Linked DNA regions of Homo sapiens: region 1 is linked to region 2. A link is a loop called in an ENCODE intact Hi-C map of the cell type or tissue named here. Cell type or tissue: Caco-2. All regions are shown on one strand. Links, peaks and the distances in the headings refer to the core of each region. The heading gives the core; the rest is flanking DNA. Region 1 overlaps MACROD2 (mono-ADP ribosylhydrolase 2). Region 2 overlaps MACROD2 (mono-ADP ribosylhydrolase 2).

Region 1 (8,717 bases), core at 403-8,402, 570 kb before region 2:
AGAACTGTTGGTGCTCACTGGTAACCACTAGCCACATATAGCTATTGAGCACTTGAAACATAGCTATTATGCATTGAGATGTGCTTTAAGCACATCTCACTGGATTTCAAAGGCTTACTACAAAAAGGGGATATACAGTCGACTCTTAAGCAATGCAAGAGTTAGGGGCACAGACGTTCTACACAGTTGAAAATGTGTGTATAACTTTTGGCTCTTTGAAAATTTAACTACTACTAGCTTACTGTTGACCTCCAGCCATACTGATAACATAAACAGTTGATTAACACATGTTTTGTAGGTTATATGTATTACATACTCTATTCTTACAAGAGTAAGCTAGAGATAAGAAAATGTTATTAAGAAAGTCATAAGGACTTATAAGGAAATGTATTTACTATCCATTAAATGGAAGTGCAGCATTATAAAGGTCTTCATCCAGTGAGTTTTATACTTTCATATGTTTTCATGTTACTAACCAGCATCCTTTTGTTTCAGCTTGAAGAACTCCCTTTAGCATTTGTTGTAAGGCAGGTCTAGAGGTGATTAACTATTGTTTGACAAAGGCACCCTGAATACACAATGGAAAAAGGATAGTTTTTTTCAAAAATGATGTCGTGAAAACTTCATATCCACCATGAAAATAAGAGAAATCATATTCTTATCCTACATCATATACAACAATCAACTCAAAATGGATTAAATATTTGAGCATATAACCTGAAACTGTGAAACTCCTAGAAGATAACATAGGGAAAAATCTCCATGACATTAGTTTTGGCAGTGATTTTTAGGATATTACACCAAAAGCACAGACAATAAAAGTAAGAATAAACAAGTGGGACTACACTAAACTAATAGGTTTCTGCTAAGCAAGGAAATAGCAAAGTGAAAAGGCAACCTATGGATTGGAGAAATATTTAAAAATCATGTATCTGATAAGGAATTAATATAAAAAATAAGAAACCTGTACAACTCAGTAAAAACAAAACACCAAAGATGGGCAAAGGACCTGAATAGAAAACTTTCCAAAGGACACATACAGATGGCCAGTAGTTATATTACAAGGTGCTCAGTCATCAGGGAAATGCAAATCAAAACCACAGTGAGATATCACTGCATACCTGTTAGAATGGCTATTATAAAGAAGAGACAAAAGAAAACAAGTGTTGGTGATGATGTGGAGAAAAGGGAACCTTATACATTGTTGTTGGGAATGTAAGTTGGTACAGCCATTATGGAAAGAAAACAGTATGGAGGTTCCTTGAGAAATTAAAAATAGAACTCCTATATGATCCAGCAATCCCATTTCTGGGGACTCATCTGATGGAGATGAAATCAGCACATTGAAAATATATTTGTACTTCCAGGTTTATTGCAGCATTATTAACAATAGCCAAGATATGGAAACTACTGAAATGTCCATTGATGGATGAGTGCATACAGAAAATATGCTATTTATATGCAGTGGAATATCATTCAGCCTTTAAAAAAAAGGAAATTTCTGTTATTTGTGACAGTAGTGAAATACATTATGTTAAATGAAGTAATTTAGGCACATAAGGACAAATACTGCAGGATCTCATTTATATGTGGAATCTAAAACAGTTGATCTCATAGAAATTTTAGAGCATGCAATTTAGTATGTACAGCATGGAATAGTGATTGCCGGTGGCTGGGTGGGGGGAAAATGGGAAGCTGTTGGTCAAAGCATAGAAGCTTTAAGTTATAAATAAATTTTGGAGACCTAATGTATTGTATGGTGACTGTAGTTAATAAGAATGTACTTGAAATTTGCTAAGAGAATAGATCTTAAGTTTTCCACACACACACACACACACACACACACACACACACACACACACGGTAACTATGTGAGATTACGGATGTGCTAATTAGTTTGATTGTGGAAATCATTCTACAATGTAACATATATCTAAACATTTGGTACACCTTAAATATGTATAATTTTTATTTGTCAATTATACGTCAATAAAGCTATAAAAACTTTTCTGTTCTGAAGGAAAACATAAATAAAGATTATATTTTAGAAGAGTAATAAGAAATAAATTTTCCTGGATAATTTCATTGTTTTCTCTACAAAGAAAGGAAGAAAATACCTTTTCCATTAAAAACAAAAAGAAAATATCTGATGTGCTTAGTGATTCTGAGAAGTCATTTATGATAAACACAGCAAAATAATATAAATATTATGTTACCTCTTTATCATTTAGAATATTTTTGAGTTTGGCATTATACATAGTCTCAAACTCCTGACCTCAGATGATCCACCCGCCTCAGCCTCCCATAACTGCTGGGATTACAGGCGTGAGCCATTCCGCCCAGCCGCCCTTTAATCTTTATAACAAATATGCATCATAGGTGTTATCTCCTTTTATAGATGAAGAAAGGCAAATGTTAAGACCAAAACAAAACTAGCAAGTGGCAGAGCTAAGATTCAAACACAGATATTTCTGACTCCAAAACCTATGTTTTTAACTGTACTGCACCATAGAGAAAACTGGTTTTACTCATCTGTTCCTATTTTATGGATGGGGAAATTTCCCCATACTTATATATTTTATGTAGAAATAAGAATTGTAAACAATTTTTTAAGCTGTAAGGTGACATTATTGATTTGTATTTTTTGCAATAGTGGTATAATTTCAATACTCCTGTAAAGTTTGAGGCTCTACTATTTTGAGATAAACAGAATATAAAGGACAATATTTAATCAAATCTGTGAAATAGTAAACAGAATATTTTGTAACAGTTTTCATATGCACAGCATATTACAAGAAAGTCTTGAGTTACAGATTGAATATTCCCAATCCAAAAATCCAAAATCTGAAATGCTTCCAAATCTGAAAGTTTTTGAGCACCAACATGACACTGTAAGTAGAAAATTTCACATCTGACTTCATGTGAAGGGTCGCAGTCAAAATGTAGGCACACAACACAAAGCATCTGCAAAGGAAAAATAAAATTGTCTTTAGGCTTTGTTTATAAGGTATACACATAAAAAATTAATGTATTAAGTGTTTAGACTTGGGTCCCATCCCCAAGATATCTCATTTTATATATATGCAAATACGCCAAAAATCTGAAAAAAATCAAAATTCAAAACACTTCTGTCTCAAGCATTTTGGATAAGGGATACTCAACCTGTAGTAAGGAAGATGCCTGTAGTTGATAAAATATTAAGTTTGGTGGGATTTAATGAAATAAAAATACTGTGACATGATTCATGCAAAGTGGTTTGTCATTTACTAGGATTTTGACCATTTCTAGGTAAACTCTGGCTTTCTTACAGAGTAGATGTTCAGAATATGAATTTGCATTTACTGTTTTTAAGGAATGATCACTGCTTTCATTACACTATAAAAACATGTAAATGATAAACTTTTTAATGTGAAGAGGTAGTTTTTTCTGTTATTAGTTGTATAAACAAATGCCTGAAGATATAGTTGTAAGAAGGTTCCCAAACCAATATTCTTATCTTGATTCTGAGCATAGCATTTGATTTGGCCTGATTCATACAACTAGAAAGGGGTTAATGTTTATATAGGGTGAGAGCTCTGCCTATAATTGTTACATATCTTGCAGATGAACCCTGTATTTTTAATATACATATACCCATATCTTTTTAGTCTTAATGTTTTAAAGTATCAACTTTCTTTTTTCTTTTTTTGCTTGAGAGGGTGGTAGGATAGAGCTTGTGTGTACCTCAGCTCCAGCTGCTGCCGAATGACTTCCAACCAACACCTGTGGGTGGGAGCTGGCTGGTTTTCCTTTCATTGTCAAGCCTGGGCATACTAAGGGAAAATGCACCTGCCAGAGACCTCTTTATTTTCGAAATGATTATCAGTGGTATCGGCCGAGAGAGAGGCAGCTGGTGGGCTCCTGTACCCTATCTAGCCCTCTATATGGATCTTTCCTTCTATGTTGGAAAAACAAAGTTGAAATTTACCACATTTTGGCATTACACTTGGCAGTTACTGTGATGAAGTTGATCATATTAGAGAGTCATTCAGGATACCTGACCTTCCTGCCTTCCGCTACCTTAAGTGAAAAATCTCTTCTGTTCCCTAATTTACTGTAGCATATGCTTCAGTGTGTTGTGTTGGGTAGGGCAGATATCCTTAGACTAATTCTAATCCTGAGTGATTCAAGACTATTCCAGTGGCAATGGAATTTTACACCTATTTAGTCATTTGGAACAGAGAGGTATCTGCTTGTAATAGGCCAAGACACCTTAATTCCTCATTTATCCATTAGCTACCTGTGGGGCTTTATCTAAGACACTTCAGTTTCCTCATCCATAAAATAGGAACAGATGGGTAAAACCAGTTTTCTCTATGGTGCAGTATGGTTAAAAGCATAGGTTTTGGAGTCAGAAATATCTGTGTTTGAATCTTAGCTCTGCCACTTGCTAGTTTTGTTTTGGTCTTAACATTTGCCTTTCTTCATCTATAAAAGGAGATACACCTATAATGCATATTTGCTATAAAGATTAAAGGGCGGCTGGGCGCAGTGGCTCATGCCTGTAATCCCAGCAATTTGGGAGGCTGAGGTGGGTGGATCATCTGAGGTTAGGAGTTCGGGACCGGCCTGTCCAACATGGTGAAACCCCATCTCTACAAAAAATACAAAATTAGCTGGGTGTAGTGGCACATGCCCGTAATCCCAGCTACTCGGGAGGCGGAGGCAGGAGAATTGCTTGAACCTGGGAGGCGGAGGTTGCAGGGAGCCGAGACTGAGCCATTGCACTCCAGCCTGGGCAACAATAGCAAAACTCCATCTCAGAAAAAAAAAAAAAAAAAAAAAAAAAAAGATTAAAGGGCATCATGTATGTAAAGAGTACAGAGGAGGGCACATAGCAAGCACTCAGTACCTTATAACTTTTATTATTCTTTTTCAGCTTAAAAAATTATATGTCTACATTGAATTCATATTTATTCATGAATGAATACATACGATGTTTTCTGTGTGCCAGGTCCTGTTCTAAGCATGTTTCAAATATTGTCTTTATTTGATCTGTATGGTATCCTGTAAGGTGAGGACTTAAAATATTCCCAATGTGAAATTGTGAAATTGAGGCACAGACAATCTAAAAACTTGCCCAAGGTCACATTGCTGGTAAGCCACTAAGCCAGATACTTTGAAAATAGTATTAGCATTTATATTATATAAAATCTCTTTTAGTTTCCCTTTTTTTCCTAATAGTGCAAGTTTATTCACCATGTTTTTAGTTTTTCTCAGGAAGATTTAAAGAAGTGTTAGGTGGTGGCCTTGGTGCTTCAGTGGCTATCAGGTCAGCCAGAGGTGACTCGTTTTTGTCACCAGGGTGTGCTGTGATTCCACCAGTCTGAACTTACTGCAGCTGCTGTGAAGCTGGATGGGAATCTCTTTATTGTCTTTGCTGCTGCTTAGCGACCACAGGTTTTTCAGCTTGGCGCTTTACCATCACCTGGGCAACTGCCTGAGATCCCAAGTTATTTTCTTTTTGTGTTGTACCATCCTTTCCTGCTCATTTGTGTCCTCGTGTAAATGAAGGAGCTAGCATGTCTGGCTTGTTAGCAGAGTGCCTAGATGCCCGAGCTGTATGTTGTCAAGCATTATGAAGCTGCCACCACACTTATTATTTTGCTACATAAGAAATTAGTATGTCACCAAATTGATTGCTTTAAAAAATTTGGTATCAATAGCATTTTGTTAAACTTGCCACTGCCTTTAGTACTTGCATCTTTGGTGCTAAGTTCCTGATGAATTTGGAATTAATCATTAAAAATGCACATAGGCTTGATAAACTTCTATAAAATATTAATATTTTCTATAGAATATAAATTTTTCCTATAGCCAAATACTCCGTCATTATGAATAAATGTTATCTGAGATTCTGTTTATAAAGGATCACTTTCTATTCATTTGTGGCTTAAAAGAGATACTTATGTCTATGTAGTAAGAATTATGAAAAGAGCATAGATTGATTTAAAGTCTTAAGAGTGTGGGTGTACATGCATGCACACACACGAAATATAATAGGGCAGCATCTCTGGCAGACTAATCTTGCTTTGTATAATTAAGAAAACTTTTCATGTCTTTCATCATTCTTTTTTTCTAAAATTGAAGTCATCTCTTGATGGTTATCATCCTAGAAAATTTGATTAGTAGGAAGCTTAAACAAATAACCAAAATGAATTTATTAGCATGGCCATGTGATGTTGGCTTTGTACATTGTTTTCAATATATGTATTAATCTGTAGTTTTCCTTGAAAGGGTACTTGTTTCTACATTTTTATAGAGAGTTTCTCAGAAGCCTGGGCTGTTTAGTGAGAAATCTTGGGAAATGCCTTACCTTACTTTAGAAAAGAGACTTATTTCTCCAGATAACACTGTCTTTAAGCAAACAGTGTTTGTGTAACCACCTTGTAGCAACATTCAGCTTGAAGATAATAGCCTTCACATGCTTGATAAAATGATGAAATCACTGACCAGCAGGATCCGTCAGTGGAGTCAGCATTTTATCACAATGTGATAATTCTGTTTAATGTGGAAATGGTTACAAAATCTTCTGATATGTGTGGAATTCCTGTTTGATGACCACTTGCTTGGAGGAAAAAAAAAACCTGTGCAAGAAGGTTTAGTGTGTTTATTTCATTGTAAAGACATTTCTGACCATTTTCTTTAATTGAATAGCAGAAGTGTATGTTGGTTCATACACTTTGAAATGTAAAGTTTCTGCTCAGGCCATTGTGGAATGAGCATCTTCCATTAATCTCGCTTCACACTAAAATGAGTAAGAGACTTATGATTTTTTGAACTGCATGTTTAAATTGTAATTTTGCTGGAAAAGTTACCAAATGAAACATTTCTGAAGAAATTAAGATAATTAGACAAGACTTATGAACCACACAGTGTCATTATTTTTTTAAAAATATATAGATGAAAGACTGGACAAAGTTCAATTCTGCATTAAGGTTCCTTTCAAAGTCAAAATAATTAAGGTAATCAAGCCTCACACTGGGCAAAGGTTTTTTTCCCTCTTTTAATCTGATTGACTTTTTTTTCTATCTTTGTTTTTTATGAACTCATATTTTTTAGGAGATTTTAGGGAGAAAAACCCAGTGCCTAGATAGATGTGAATGATCATATACCAATGAATGCCATTAGCCTGTTTTTTCATGTTCTTTACTTGTGCTCTTGGAAATTTGAGTGTCTTAAATAATTGGAATGCATATAAAGACATATTTTTTTCTATGCTAAAGAAAAGCAAAAACTTTGAAATTTTTTGATAAGTGGAAATATAGATATTACAAAGAATATATTACACACTTCTAAATCTAAATTTGTCAATCACCGCTTTTTATAACTTAAGTTTTTGGTAGAAGTATGTTAGCCTTTAGTTTTGTACTGGAATATTTTTAGGGCTATCTGACCTTCTAGGTTTTCTTATCCCCTCAGTCTGACCTTCCACATAACCTGTTTCTGTTCATTTATTGATCTCCTACCTTTTACATATGGATTGATTCACTTTTCATTCATTCAACTAATATTTATTACCTGCATGTATTTGCCTGGTCCAGAACTGGGGTGAGATATTGGCCATAGGAAGGTATGATCCTATTGTCTGTTCTTACAGCACTTATGGTCTAACCAGGGAAAGAAAAAACAAATAATTGAATTTACAGTTAATTATAATTTTAAGTTCTATAGTATTCTTAAGCAGTCATTTTTTTACATCTCCACACAAGAGGAAATTGTGTATTCCTTCAGCGACCTTTAGAAGCAGCCTGCATTTTTTTGTTTGTGAGGATAGTTGAGGGTGGGGAGAGACTACACTGGTATGTTATTTGTATATAATGCACAGCTTTAGTGGTCCATAATTATGGGGGTGTTGCCCATTGTACTGTATGAAGTTTTTCACCTCCAGACTATGCCTTGCTTCTGTAGATTTCTCTCAGGGCTCATCATGTTCGCCACTCTCTATCTCAGTTCGCAGCTCCATTTCCACTGCTTGCCTTTTCTTTAAAGATAATCATGGTTTTGTCCAGGGCTTTGCCTTATCCTTTGGTTGAGAAGATATCCTCTGGATTTCCCCAATTCCTCCAGGTTTTCCTACCACATCTTCCCTGTAACCATGAGTGCCTTCTCCCTTGTATAGATACATTAATTATGAATTACTATATACCTCTACAAAAAAAGCACTGTATGTGTCCCTCTGCGCTAGGCTTAAAGGGAATTTAAGACAAAGGTGAATAGATTTGTTTCACCACAGTTTTTTTGTATTAACTAATTAACTTTATTTTATTTTTGCCTTTTTCTACATGTTCTAAACCGCCCCACCTCTTTTCTCAAAGAATTTATAACCTCGTCTAGTGTTTGTGGTAGGTATAAATAAATGTTAGTTAACATCATGATTATATTTTGTGTATGCCCCAGCCCACAGTTGGAGTTCAGAAAACATTGATTCCATTAATTTGTGTTTATTTTTCATAGATTTCTAAATAAATACAAATCTTTTAGAAAATATTGACTCTTCCATTTGTGATCATTATGCTTGAAATCACTAGGTAGAAGATATGTCCTGGGGAATATCAGAAACACTAGTTTTCTAGTGTTTTCTTACTGGTAAAGCCCTAGGTAATAGAGCTTTAATAGCATGAATCTCCAGAAATCTAAAGCTAACTTTAATTCTTTTCACTTTCTCAAAACTATTT
Region 2 (8,717 bases), core at 347-8,346:
ACCTGGGGACTGTAGTTTGCTGATTCTTGACAACTCTCTACTTGCTGTTACAAATAAGAACATGAAAGCAGCTTGGTTAGGAGATTGACTGTGAGAACATTGCTACTTAGTGGTATATTTCAAAGTAATATCCATTTTTTTAAAACTTATTTCAGGGCTTTTCTGCACAACTTTTTGTTTGTTTGTTGCTTTTATTTTGAGACTGAGTCTAGCTCTGTCACCCAGGCTGGAGTGCAGTGGCACGATCTCTGCTCAATGCAACCTCCCCCTCCCACGTTCAAGCGATTCTCCTGCCTCAGCCTCCCGAGTAGCTGGGATTACAGGTGCCCGCCACCATGCCCAGCTAATTTTTTTGTATTTTTAGTAGAGACGGTGTTTCACTTTGTTGGCCAGGCTGGTCTCGAACTCCTGACCTCGTGATCCACCCACCTCGGCCTCCCAAAGTGCTGGAATTACAGGTGTGAGCCACCGTGCCTGACCTGAACACCTGTTTTTGATGGCAATTTCTTATCTAGTGATCATCTGCAATGTCTGAGATATAGACTTATGTACATCATTGGTTAGAGTGTGGGTTGATGTGAGCAGTCTTCTTTGACTTTGTTTTATAGCCAAGAGTTCAGCTTTAAATACTGAGCAAACTTCCTGCCAGCATGGATTTTGGTTAGAAAAAGAAATGGGCAAAAGTAGATGCCTGTTTCAATCCTGACTGAGGAACAAATGTAGCACCTCAAAGCATTTCTTTATACTTATACATTTCTTTAGGTTTTTTATATAACACTAAAATACTTACTTTTTTTTTTCAGTCAAAAATATATTCCTGAGTTCTAAATCTTTAATTTGGGGGACATGGATCAAAATTTTGAAATTTTGGTTGTAAAAGACACCTAGAGGGGCACGAAGTCTGTGGCTTGTGCAAAATCTTTTACACATGCTTCAAGGATGCACACACATATACAAACACACACTCTCACACACTCACATAAGGTAAGGAGGGTGTTTGGGTGTATAAAAGCAAACAGTAGAAGCTGCCTCAAACCACTGTATCCAGTATATATCCTGATCCAACATATATGTATTTAGATTCAAATTTAATAGGTCTGGCGTCAAATTTCTGAACCCATCACAAAGTAGAAGCAATAAATACAAAAAAGGCATATTGTTCATAAAGCGTGACTGGCTGTAGCAAGAGATGACAGCTGACCTTTGGATACTAAACTAGCCATAAAACTGAAAAATCATGCCATGATACCTTGTTGAATCACTTCTTAAGTAAAGGTTAACTTACATACATTACATTCTGATTGTTTAAACAGAAACAAGTGTAGTATCTTTTAGGATTAGGTCATTTTAAATTTATTCTGACAATTAGAAGTTTTGATTCTTCAATTTGTTAAATTGAGTTTTCTGGAAAATGTACCTCTTTCTGAAGTTGAAGTTGGATAAATGTAGCAATTCCACATGTTCATCAATGTGTTACAGCCTAAAATTCATCTTTTAAATGAGAATATTAATTTCATGTTTATAAACATATTTTCTAATTGATCAACTGTATTTATTTTTATTTATATATTTCTCCATGCAAAATAGAAATAGCTCTTTACTCAGATGAGTGATACTGAATCTAATATAAAAGCAAATTTGTATAGAAGAAATCCAGGGACAGCAGCGGTCAGAAGATAATTCACAACTTGATGAGGTAAACTACCTTGAATACCCCTGAGAATGAGAGAGTAAGCAAGGAGACCTCGAGTGGCCAAAGCAGAGATTTCAGTTATATTTACTGGACAAAATGGACACCATAATCAACAGGGAAACACAGGATGTACTTTGGGTGAGTGGTAAAGTTCTGCCCATATGAAGGCATACTCCCATTTATTTGCTCAGTCTTGGCCTGGTGACAGGCAACAAATATTGAATAAGACCCTTTAAATGAATTTTCAAAAAATGAAGTTTAGTGATTTAAATAGCATTTAAAAAAATCAAATTCATAGTAAGGGTGCAGTAAATATTTGGTTTACAGTTTCATCTTGCATACTGTGGAAAGACGATGAGCATGGAACTTGTTATCACCACGTAGAATTCCTAAAATAATTGTTTCAATAAATACGGAATAGTAGCTCAGGTTTCAGATTTTTACATGTTATTGACTGAGCCTCCCTTTGGGGAAAATTTAAAAGTTAAAAGATCTCTTTTAAGATGATTCAGAAATGCAAGGTTTATTTAACATCTTCCTCATTGCCATATTGTGTTCTGTTGTTTTCCTCATATCATGTAACTTATTATCATTTTTTATTACTTAGTTTCATTTTTACTTCCTTTACCTACTCACTCATTAATTCTTACTGCCAGTATTTTAAAACCTTTCTGCAAAAAAACACATGCAACTGCACTGGGTCAGTGTTTCTCCTGATTGATAATCCACTTTCCACCTCCACATCTAAGTATACAATCATTGATAAAAATGAAGCCCCCATGGACTCTTCTCCTGAGAGATCTCATTCTTCCTGCTTATCAGCTTCTGCCCTCTGTCTGAGGGATTCCATATTGGCATCTCCGAAATGGAGATATTTTCCTATCAGGTGTATTGGAGTTAAAATTGAGAGAGAACATGCAATCATTTTTATCTTTTCCTGAATCATATGCAAGTTTAGCACCAGGTCGAAAATTCAAGCTTAGACTTGTTTGTGCTCTAAAGATTGAGAAAGTTGCTCAGATTGCTCTGGAGTGGGTCATGAGTTTTCTTCCTGGATTTTTGTTCAACACAGATAGCCATCTTTGATTTATTGGAACCTCTTGCTAGAGCATAGTTATAACTCCCAGAGAATCCTTTTGAAGTCAATTTCAGCTTTTTCATATTCAAGGAAAAGAGGAATAAATCATGTATCCATTTTTGATCTGTAGTTTTTCAGGAATCATTCTCAATGTTGTTGAAGAAGTTAGAAAAGCCCAAGCTAATCACTGTATCATATAGGTTTTCCGAAGGCAAGGTGTAGAAATTTTTAGTGTTGTTTAAGCAACCCATTTATTTTGAAGTATTGAAATGTTATTAATCCTAAAGACCAGGTGATAGTTTATATATTCTTGAAGGCTTTAAAAATATAATTAGCCTCTCTGTTACAAATTGAGTCCACATTCATCTTGGGGCTAATTTATTTCCTTTACAAAACTAACGAGTGTTTGTCTACAGGATCAGTGAACTAAATCTAAATGGGGGCCAAACCTTCAACTTCACCCTCTGGCAACTCTTTTTCCCATTTTCAGAACTCTTCCAAATCCCCCGCCCCAGCCCCAGTATTTCCAATTGACTTATAGAAACAGTTGCATTGTTCTTTTGCCCAAATCCCAAGCATTCCCCAGAGAGCTGTTTTCACTTTCTTTAGAGCACTTACAGTTTATCTCTGTAAGAGAATAGTTTTGAGTTTGGCACTTAGTCTGTTTCTTTTTCATTCTAATAGGAATCGCCTTAGAGCTAGCTAAGTCCCTGTTAGTCAGCTTCTTAAGTGCTGACCAGACTTCTTCCATCTGTATAGAACACTCACTTTTTCACATCAGAGGTTTAATGAAACTAGAAAAGAAAACTCTTTAAAATAACAATAATAATGAAAATCTCTAATAGATTCAGGCAACTTTACATATATCTTTTCAAGATTGGGTCAATTTTGCAAAAATTTTGAGGGTTTTATTTTTTAATATGGCCTCAGGTTAGAGTCACACAAATCAGTTAAAAAATATATTTCTTTGAGTTGGAAATACACACTTATTTCATCCCTGTACTTCTATATAGGGGAGTTATTTTTAATGAGAAAAATTTATAGCTGACTGCCAATGACACATAAAAATTAGTATGCATTATTAAAAATAAATTAAGGCAGAAAGCAGCCAAAGTGGACTTTGTTCTAGAGTCTTGGTAAACAGCCAACAGCAGTGCTCACTTGTCTTCATGTGACATTAAATAGTGCCCGTCTAAAAAGTGATTAATAGATACCGCGGGTTGGAACAGGCTGGCATTCGTCTGTTTCTTACAGCTCCTGATACACGTTGAATGCCCTGCATACCTATAGTTCTTAAGGGAATAGTCACTGTTGAGACATTTAGAGAAGCTGATATCAGATGAGGGCAATCTTGTTTTGGCTATTTTACCACATCTCAAGTATACAAAGTCTACATATAAACATTACGTAATGCCTTCAGACATTGCACTGATTCAAATAGATTTTAATGAGAAAGGCCAACTTTTCCTGTTTCTTGGTCATTCAGAGACTTTTAGGGAGCTTGAATTGTCAGTATCTCCTAATCTCTCAACTATTTTTTTCTTTTGATTTTTAATCTCACTCAGTTAGACTGTTGGGAAGAGAATACAATAGGAGGATTAATGGCTCAGAGCAGAAATGTTTGCTTGTTGGACAATAGGAAGGGAATTTGGTAGAAGTTCTTACCCTTCCTGTTTACATTCAGTAATGTTGCTGGTATATTGAAAAGACTGTCAATAGTGGGTATATATTTTTTTCAACAGTAATTTCCAACATCTTGTTGTTAGGTGTTCATCAAAATAAGAAAGACGGAGAAAGAAGAAAACAGAGACAAAAAGAAAAAAGATAATGGATTTGAGAAGTCAAGTCAATTCAGTCACAATATGGGAGTAAAGGACAGATTAAAAGAAGTTTCTTGTGTGAGTGTGTGTGTGTGAATGAGTGTGAAAATGCGTGCATGGGTACATGTGCCTTAGAGTAGAGGTAATTGGAAGACTTGAGGAGAAATTACTCACTTTTCTTTTAATACCAATGACCAGACAGCTTGCCAGGTGCTCACTCAGATTTGTATCATATCTTTACATACTGTCTTCTGGATAGGTACAACTATCCCCATTTTTCAGATGAGGACACAGAATCTTAGAGAAATGAAGAACTAGATCAAGATCTGTTTGAACGTAAGTGGTTGAGTCAGGATTTGAATACAGGCTTTTTGTTTTTATCACTCCAGAGTCTCTTTTTTCTTCCTTGGTAAATCCAGACTTATCACTGGAGATTCTGGTTCAAAATTACTCTGGCAGTTTTACCACCTAATATATGTTACTCCAAGAATTTTCCAAGTCTGATTAAATAGATTAGGTGGAGTCCTCCGAAACCCTTTCCTGATTTCCTGGGCCAAGGTAAAGCATATCTCAGAGCAAATTTTAAACAGTACTTTGTCATTGAAGACCTAACTATATATGAAGCATTGTGTAGGTGCTGAGAAAGGCACAGAAAAATATACAATAGGGCACTTGCCACCAGTGCCTTATTAATTAGATAAAGAGATAAAACATACACCTGTGAAAAGCTAAAAAAATTACTATTATCAATTGACAATTTGGCATAGCAAAACAAGGCATGATTAATTGCCAGATAACACAAAATGCATGTGGTAGAATTTGAGAGATCTGTAATTGGACTTCAGTGGCCTGATAATTCTTAATGGAAGCGGTTTAAGCTGGAGGGAAAGGATGGGCAGGATTTAGACAGGGAGAACAGAGGTGGGAGATGAATTCAGGCCTTAACAAAAGTGTAAAGAAGAGCAGGACAGCAGGAGGCTGGGTTGAAGGACATAAACAACAGGAAGGTAAGTAAACTACTTTGGACAAAGTGGGGCTCTGCATAGATAGGAAGTGGAAAAGCAACCTCAAAAATAGGTTGGGCTCAGGTTTTCAATCCTGAGTGCCAGCATAGACTGAGCCTGTTGCCATGGGTACGTGGAAAATGACAGAGTCAGTATTGCACTTTGAGAAGATTATTCAGGAGGCAGGGTGCAGGATAGAGGACGAGTGTCTACAAATAAAGAGTGAGGCAACACATATGTCCATCCTGCATTGGGCCACACCAAGAACCTACCATGTGCACCTCTCACCACCCACTGGCGCTCAGACTGCTGCACACAGTAGCCCCCAACTCATCTACCCAGATCCACTTTTGTCCCCATCCACTCTGTTCTCCACAGTTTCAGCCAGAGTGATCTTTACAAAACATAAATTATTGTCACCTCCTGCAAAAGATTTCAACGTGACCCATAAATATATTCTTATTTTTTCCTCCATGTCCTATCCCTCAACATGACCTACAAGACCTGGCCTCTGCCTTCTCTTCGGTCTCATCCTTCACCCTGCTCACTCTTGTTTTCTAGGCATGGTGGTCTTTTTAAAAACTGTGTCTCATTCTTTGTGTTCAACATGCCCCCTCTCATGATAGGGACTTTGCTGTTTCCTCTTCCTGGCATTCTCTTCTTTCCCCTCATTGTCTTGTCAACTCCTACTTATCCTTCACATCAACACACTCTAATTTCAAGACCTCCTTGACTAGGTCAGATCCCCTTATAGAAGGGTCTCACAGCTCCAAGTAACTATCTCTCCTTTGCAGCTTTTATTACATGTGCGGTTTCACCACTTATCTAATAGTTAATTCATGTTTCTTTTCCGCAGTGTCCACAGTGTTTTTGTTCTTTATTTAATTCAAGAATCTAGCTCTTAGTGGACTCTCAATAAATATAATATAGTGGAAACAAAATAATATGTGGTTAAAATGTAAGGTGTTGTATTAGTCCATTCTCATGCTGCTAATAAAGACATACCTGAGACTGGGTAATTTATAAAGGAAAGAGGTTTCATTGTCTCACAGTTCAGCATGGCTGGGGAGGCCTCAGGAAACTTACAATCATGGCAGAAGGGAAAGCAAACACATTATGCTTCTCATGGTGGCGGCAAGAAGAATGAGAGCTGAGCGAAGGGGGAAGCCTCTTATAAAACCATCAGATCTCATGAGGACTTACTATCACAATAATAGCATGCAGAAAACTGTCTCCATGATTCAATTACCTCCCACTGGGTCCCTCTCACCATAGGTGGGGATTATGGGAACTACAGTTCAAGATGAGATTTGGGTGGGGACACAGCCAAACCATATCAGATGTTATAAAAATTTCTATATTTGAAGGCCTCAGCTATTGGCAACATTACTTAATTTTAAATACATTTGGCACTGATTTTAAAAAAGTGTTACATAGTATTGGAATTATTTTCAGAGGGCTGAAGAATCCTTCATACCTTGGAGAGTGAGTGAGCACTCTTTAGCAGGCCTCTTGTGCTTCCAACCTAAATGCAGGCAAACGTCCTGTTGGTATGTAAAGCTGCCACCCAAATGCAGAGAACCTCTAGAGTGCATGCTGTTCTCATTCAAACTGTCCCATCTGTTCAGACATGGTCAAGCTCTCTGAGCCCTGGGAGAACGAAAACAGGCCAGGATTACCAGTTTTTACAGATTTTAACGTGAGGCTTAGGGTCTGTGGGCTAAAAGGTTGATTGTAGTTTTTAAGTTAAACATCAACAGGGGCTGAAAAGACCCTAAAATTACATTTGGGAGTCATACAAAGACAATACAGCTCCAACTGCATTACTCGGGACCTTTTTGCTGCTGAAACAGAAAAAATGATAATTAACCAATCAGGATGAAATGTCAATTTGAGAGGAAGGTAATGTGAAATTTTCCTAAATCATCTAAACACCAAAAAATCTGTTACATCTGATTTCCAACCTGCTCTGTTGCTATGAAAACTTACTCTCCACTCAGCTCTCTGAACGCTACATATTCATGCAATTATAATTCTTTCTGAAAGATGGACTCTGTAATGATATGAAGGCGTTTTCCTTCAGTCTGCCTAGAGTTTTTCCAGAGCCACTTAATAAGAGCCATGCTCTTTTGGAATTATTTTGCTTTATCCACATTTTTCTTCATGATCCAAATAAAAGATAGTTTTTTAAATGTGAGGTGGCAGTTGTCTTGGGATATATCTCTATGGCATTTGCTAAATTAAAGCTCATCTTTTCAAGCCCAGTCTTTATTTTGTTTTCCTATAGTTTGCTGGCAAAATCAAAGCCCTTGCTTCCTTACTCTTGCACTGTGGAGCAGACTGGTAGGATGATCACAGGGGAGTGAGCAGGCTTCAGTGGTTCTTAAAAAGACAATTTCCATTTCCTTGGCAGAGGGACCCCATACTGCGCTCCAGCCAATTCTTAATTCTTTCTGCCATTGGTTCCGAGGGGCAGGCTTTTGTGGGGAGGGATTATTTGTTTCTTTAAAATCCACCGTGGTTCTTTTCCCTCCCACCTTTTCCCCTTTCTTTTGTGGCCTGGAACAATACAATGTTAGCGATTCAGTTTCTGACTTGCAGAGAATCCATCTATGCTTGGAAAAATGCAGTTCAATTATATACTGCAGCTTGAGGTGAGATAGAAGTGAAGATGGCTTAACACGTGAAGTGGGTAAAAAAAATGTGTAATTGAAACAGTATGATGTTGATGAGGCAGTGTGTGAGGCTGTCAGGAGGCATTATAATAAGCTGATGAACGAGACTAGCTTCCTAGTTCTGCTGTATGCAAATGTTCCATTATTTTTGGTGGAGGAAAGGAACCTGGCATATTAATTGGCTTTGTTTTTAGAGATGCAGGTGAAGCCTTTTCATTTTGCTTTCTGAAAAGAAACTTGCAATATGTCCTTAAATTATGTTTAATTTTGAGTGTCGACTTACAAAGAAATAAAAACTCTTCATTTTTAAAAAATTTAAAACAAAAAAAAATTTGGGGGTATTGAACCTTAGAACCAATCACTAAAAATTCTGATTTTGTGTCGACTAAAAATTCTGATTTTGTGTCAACTAAACTGCATATGAGATCTTCGAGTTTTTAACACTGA

Evidence for each region. Hi-C counts contacts between places; a loop is a spot of excess contacts. Peaks named below come from ENCODE experiments on the same cell type or tissue, not always from the same donor. Only the 100,000 strongest peaks of a DNase experiment are listed, where the experiment ranks them.
Region 1: a loop joins it to region 2, with 6 times the contacts of the local background. A loop is called at or near these places in 2 of 110 quality-filtered maps.

Annotation. Positions count from the first base shown.
Region 1 is chr20:14,136,945-14,145,661 of GRCh38, forward strand. The region is part of intron 3 of MACROD2 (mono-ADP ribosylhydrolase 2); the gene reads left to right. Among named protein-coding and RNA genes, the nearest start is that of MACROD2, 150 kb to the left of the region's middle. In Caco-2, for the core only: a CTCF peak has its summit at 5,361; DNase peaks (open chromatin) are centred at 5,387 and 6,497.
Region 2 is chr20:14,708,438-14,717,154 of GRCh38, forward strand. All of the region lies in intron 5 of MACROD2 (mono-ADP ribosylhydrolase 2), which reads left to right. Among named protein-coding and RNA genes, the nearest start is that of MACROD2-IT1, 160 kb to the left of the region's middle. RefSeq lists an enhancer at 6,907-7,408. In Caco-2, for the core only: no CTCF peak of the experiment used is centred there; a DNase peak (open chromatin) is centred at 3,994.